Regions from separate parts of the Homo sapiens genome. Here region 1 is linked to region 2. A link is a loop called in an ENCODE intact Hi-C map of the cell type or tissue named here. Cell type or tissue: heart left ventricle. All regions are shown on one strand. Each heading gives the region's core, and the rest is flanking DNA. Links, peaks and the distances in the headings are about the cores only. Region 1 overlaps FRMPD1 (FERM and PDZ domain containing 1). Region 2 has its middle 6.4 kb from the start of FBXO10.

What was found. Hi-C counts contacts between places; a loop is a spot of excess contacts. Peaks named below come from ENCODE experiments on the same cell type or tissue, not always from the same donor. Only the 100,000 strongest peaks of a DNase experiment are listed, where the experiment ranks them.
Region 1: it touches region 2 in a loop (3-fold over the local background); 2 of 110 quality-filtered maps call a loop at or near these places.

The regions. Positions count from the first base shown.
Region 1 is chr9:37,703,729-37,706,655 of GRCh38, reverse strand. The region is part of intron 2 of FRMPD1 (FERM and PDZ domain containing 1); the gene reads right to left. Among named protein-coding and RNA genes, the nearest start is that of TRMT10B, 49 kb to the left of the region's middle. In heart left ventricle, for the core only: no CTCF peak of the experiment used is centred there; no DNase peak of the experiment used is centred there.
Region 2 is chr9:37,581,333-37,584,259 of GRCh38, reverse strand. No RefSeq gene overlaps it. Among named protein-coding and RNA genes, the nearest start is that of FBXO10, 6.4 kb to the right of the region's middle. In heart left ventricle, for the core only: a CTCF peak has its summit at 1,518 (motif pointing left); no DNase peak of the experiment used is centred there.

The DNA.
Region 1 (2,927 bases), core at 258-2,757, 120 kb before region 2:
TATGTTCCTTAAAAGCAGGAAAGTAATATTTTCTATCTCTCAAAGAGAGAAACCACAAAGCGAGTCACAAGTTATTTGTCATTCACCTGTGGCAAATGATTTTTCCCTCTAACAGTCAGTGGTTCTTTCTGAGGAAGGTCAAATAGTGATGGGATGAGGTGTTTATTGTCATTATGAACAACAGAAATGTGAAGGAGTAATAGCTGTCTTGGGACTCTGCGGTTAAGGTCTATCATTTATTCTCATCCATTTACCAAACACTTTCAGGAACCCTGCCTAATGCAATAGGCCCTCACTTATCTGAAAATCATCTCCCTCTCATTTATAATGATCTCCAGTTTCAACAAGGATCCGGAAATATGAAAAACTGTCTCACAGAGCCAAAATGTAAGTGACAAGCACAAGTCCAAAGTCTCGTGTACACTATCCACCAAGGATCCCCCCCAGGCCCTGACTTAGAGCAAATTTAGGATCTGTATGAATAGATGACCCAGCCCACACAACCTAGAAGCAGAGGGAGTCTTTCTTCTAGGCCAGCATGCAGGTAATACTGAGCTGGAGCAGCAGAGAGACCTAATGAGAGGGAAGAAACAGAAAACTGAAAATTCACACTAAATAAAGCCCATAGCTCTTCCTGATTTTTTTTCAATCTTTTATTTATTTATTTATTTATTTATTTATTTATTTATTTATTTTGAGGGAGGGTTTTACTCTGTCACTCAGGCTAGAGTGCAGTGGCATGATCTCAGCTCACTGGTTCAAGCGGTTCTCATGCCTCAGCCTCTTGAGTAGCTGGGACTACAGGCTCGTGCTACCACACCCGGTTAATTTTTTGTATTTTTAGTAGGGATGGGGTTTCTCCATGTTGTCCAGGCTGGTCTCAATCTTCTGAGCTCAAGTGATCTGCCTCTCAGCCACCCAAAGTGCTGGGATTACAGGCAGGAGCCACCGCACCCAGCCTATTCCTGATTTTGTAAAAAACATTTAGAGCTATAAAAAGGTTTTTCTAAATGCAATAAATAACACTCTATACTAAAAGTCAAAAATCAACATTTGACATTACAGGTGCAGTGCCTCATGCCTGTAATCCCAGCACTTAGGGAAGCTGAGGCTAGCTAATCACTTGAGTCCCAGAGCTCAAGACCAGCCTGGGCAACATGGCAATACCCTGTCTCTATTAAAAATACAAAAAAATAGCAGGACTTGGTGGTGTACACCTGTGGTACCAGCTACTCAAGAGGCTGAGGTTGCAGTGAGCTGAGATCATGCCACTGCTCTCCAGCCTGGGTGACAGAGCGAGACTATCTCAAAAACAAACAAACAAACAATTTGGTGTTTTATTTAATGTAGTAGGATAAATGCTAATAATAGTTATCAGGGAAGGAAAAATGACAAGAGGAATAATGAGCACAGGAATGGAAAAGTACCACCTTATTATTTTTTTTTTGTTTTTTAGCAGATGACATTCACACAGAAAATGATGAACAAAGAAAATTTTTAGTGCCAGAAGATAAGTTTAGTGGAGATGCAGGATAAAAACACAAAACACAGCCACAAAAAGGATCAAACAATTCATTAAAAGCAGATTAGCTGAATGTACATTCGGTGTTAGGCATTCTTAATGAGTGAATGCTAAATATCTAGAAAATGCCAAGAAAGGATTCAAGTAACAAAACTAGTGATGTGTACTAATGTAATTCAGGGGAAGAAGGATTTATTTAAAGAAAATAATATAACTTTCCTTAAAGCAATAAAGGAAAACACAATAATTGGGTTAAAGTTATGCTGGGTTCCTGGATGGAAACACTAAGTATCAAAAAAAAAAAAAGTTCTAAATTAAATAGAGATTTAATGTAATATAAATAAAAAATTCTTCCAGATTAAAAAACAACTTGACAAATTGATGGTAATCACAGCAATAACGACAATAATAATTAATAACATTTATGAATACTAACTATATTTTAGGGAGTGATTTAACATTATATATATATATATATCTCACTCAACCCTCAAACTTTTGAGGTGGGTACAATTATTATTCCTGTTTTATAGGTGAAAAGACTAAATCTTGCTCTGAGAGATTTTAACTTGCTTAAAGTCATACAGCTGGGAAGCAGGTTTCAAATTGGGGCTACTTTCTTCAATAGGCACACTAGCACTGCTTCTAGAGCAGTGCGGTCCAAATGAAATATACACACCGCATACGTAAATTTAAGTTTTCTAATAGCTACATAAAAACAGGAAAAAAATAAGTGAAATAAATTTTAATAACATATATTTTATTTAACTCAATATATCCAAAATAGTATCATTTCAACTCGTAGTTAATACAAAAAATTATTGATGAGAGATTTTGCATTCTTTCATATTAAGTCTTCAAAATCCAGGGTCTATTTTACACTTACAGCGCGTATCAATTTGAACTCTAAATTTCTATCAGAAATACTTAGATTTCAGAAAAGTTACAGTTGAAAAGTAAGCACTCCTTTCAGACAAAGGCAATAATCAAAACTGCATAGTGTGGCTTTCACCAATGAAACTGAATAGAAATTCTAGAAAGTCCTTTAAGTGTCTGGAAGTTTCTTAAAAGACTAAACATGGTGTACAACATGATCCAGCAATTGCACTCCTGGGTATGTACCGGAGAGAAATGAAAATAAATGTCTACACAAAAACTTGCACATGAATATTTATAGCAGCATTTTCTGTAAATGTCCAAAAGTGGAAACAACTCGAATGTCCATCAACTAATGACATGGATAAATAAAATACCGTATTCCAGAACAGAATATTTGGCAATAAAAAGGAATGAAACATGGATGAATCTGGCTAAGTGAAAGCCAGTCACAAATGACCACATATTGTATGATTCCATTAACATGAAATATCTAGAACAGACTAATCTATAGAGACAGAAAGTAGAT
Region 2 (2,927 bases), core at 96-2,595:
GAAAGAACCATAGCAAATTTGAGTTTGGTAAACTCTTGAAAGGGGTACGTTGAAAGAAATGGGGATAGTGAAAAATGTTTATTCTCCACAAACAGGTTACCAGCTTAGTAGGAATGCTGCTCCTAAGTTAAGGTAGTGTACTTCCTGCTGTCAGTGCAACATTAAAAAAAAAAACTGCTTTATCATTGCTCTTTATAGTTCTTCTGTGGAGTAAGTTAGCATTACAGTTAACATGTTCAGCAGTTCACAGGCTGGAAAATTTGGGCCTACATTTGGAATGAAGAACAAGTACAGGAATCAGGACTTCTTGTTCTCTTCCCCCTCTTTGCTTGAGCTAAGCTTGTCTCTTACAAGATCCAGGCACCATTCTTTTTACTCTATTTTGCTTTTATAGCTTGATCATGTCATAAATTCTGCATGTAGCTCAGTCGTCAAGCCACTAAAGCAGGGGTTGGCAAGCTTTCTGTTAGGGGCAAATGGTAAATATTTTAGGCTTTGTGGGCTCTTACGATCTCTCAGCTGCCAACTGCAGTTGGTAGTATGAAAGCAGCCAGGGACAATATGCAAATGAGTGGGTGTGGCTGTGTCCCAATAAAACTTTATTTACAGAAAAGATGGCTGGCCGGATTTGTCCTACAGGACACCTTCTAAAGTAAAGAGTAAAATTTGGCTAAGTGTGAAATGGTCACCAAATCACTTTTATTACTTTAAAGATGTTCATTTTATCATAGATCAAAGCCCTGAGATTACAAATTCATTCATCAGCGTTACTGAGTTCCTGCTATGTGCCAGGCACTGTGCTAGGAGTTGAGGATATGGACGGGCAGGGGGACTGCCTTTTTGAGGTCTATAATCTGCCATAAGATGCCATGTGAGTAAATATCTCAAAGACCTGAAAACCTTGCTGGAGGCTCAGAGAGAACTTACCTGAAAACATGACATTTAAAGGAACCTGAAGGGATAGGTCCAGGTTATCTAGGGTGACTAGGTAAAGGGAGGGTCAGGCAAAGATCATGTTGATCAAGGTGGGGAGTTCAGAATTGTCCACTTAAAACAATATTGGATGCAATATGGGTACTGTATTTGAAGGAGAGGTCAGAGGGGTATATGAGCAGCTCAGCATTTATTTAGATACGTGTAGTGAGGAAAGAAAGGCATCAAAGAAGACTCCCTGATTTCTGGTTTAAGTGCAGGGTTGACGGTGCCATTCGCTGAAGTAAGGAACAAGTTTCAAGGGGAAAATAATGGGTTCGATTTTGAGCCTGGGAGGCAGTAGGGAGGACTCCCTTAGGAAGAGACACATAAAGTAAGGTTTGGGTGAATAGGAATTGGCCAGATAGAGCGGGGCATCTTTGAAAAAGTGTTAAAGCAGATGTATTTGAGGAAGAAAGACCAGTGTGACTGAAGTGTGTTGTGCACAGAAGAGCAAGAAAGCCTCAGTCCTTCCAGAAACTCCTGTTATTTATTGTGTTTTCATACTTGAGTCTTAAGAGATTCCATTCTGACATCTGCTGGCTATTGTGTATACTGCAGTTCCAAATTCCACTACACAAGAACAACCTTTAATAACGTATTTTTTGAAATTTGTCATAATAAATTTGAGATAAAACACAAGACCTTTTCCTTACTCTGTGTTATGGACATCACCCAGGAGACAGTGAACAGTTGCTACTTACATGCTACTTGTGTATGCTCAGTATTACAGATATGCCTATGTGGTGTCAGTTGCCTACTTTAGCATAAGTACACAAAACATAGAAATCACATATGTAAAAGTTGAATATACTTGTTACTGAGATGTAAAACATTACAAAATCATTTATGCACTTTGTCTTTTAAACATACGAAATATTTTCAGAGTTATGAAATATGTTCTTAAATTGTTTCTTTCATTCAGAAATAAAACACAGCTGGTTTTAGTCCAACAGTCATTATAAGGCTAAAAAGATCTACTTTAAGCGTGTCTAATAGTTTTTCATCTTTTTCTCAGTCACATTAGTAATAGTAGAGTTGACCCTTGAACAACACAGATTTGAAGTGCACAGGTCCACTTACGTGCAGATTTTTTTCAAAAAATGCGTTGAAAAATCGGAGATTTGCAACAATTTGAAAAAAGCACACATATGTAGTCTAGAAATATTGAAAAAATTTAAGATAAAGGATGTCATGAATGCATAAAATATATGTAGATTGTAGTCTTACTCATAAAATGCACACATCTATTATAAAAAATTAAGATTTATCAAAACTTATGTACACAGACCATACATAGCACAATTTGAGGTCAAGAGAAAGATGCAGTATTAAATCATAACTGCATAAAATTATCTTTTGTAATAGTGTAATACAGTAAGTCCATAGCCACCTCTTGTTGCCACTGCAGGGAGCTCAAGTGTTATAGGTATCCACTTAAAATGCCATGTGACACTCATCTCTGCATGAGCAGTTCCTCGCTCCAGTAAATTGCAAATCAAAGTAAAAGCGATCCCTCTCTGTCTCATGTATTTTTTGTGTTTAATACCATACCACAAAACTTTGAATAACTCCATGGGATCTATACAGAGTGCCACTAGTGATGCTGGAAGTGCTCCCAGGAAGCAGAGAAAAGTCATGACATTAAAGGAAAAAGTTGAATTCTTGATATGTACTATAGATTGAGGTCTGCAGCTGTAGTTGCTCTGATTTCAGACACGACTAATCTTGTAAACAGACAACCTAAACTTAGAATCTAAATAAATACGGTATAGTACTGTCAATGCTTTTTCTCTCTGTGATTTTCTTAACATTTTCTCTAGCTTACTGTGTTGTAAGAATACAGTATATAATAGATAATGATACAAAATACATATTAATCTATTTTTTATGTTATCGGTAAGGTTTCTGTGCAACAGTAGGCTATTAGTAGTTAAGTTTTTGGGGAGTCAAAG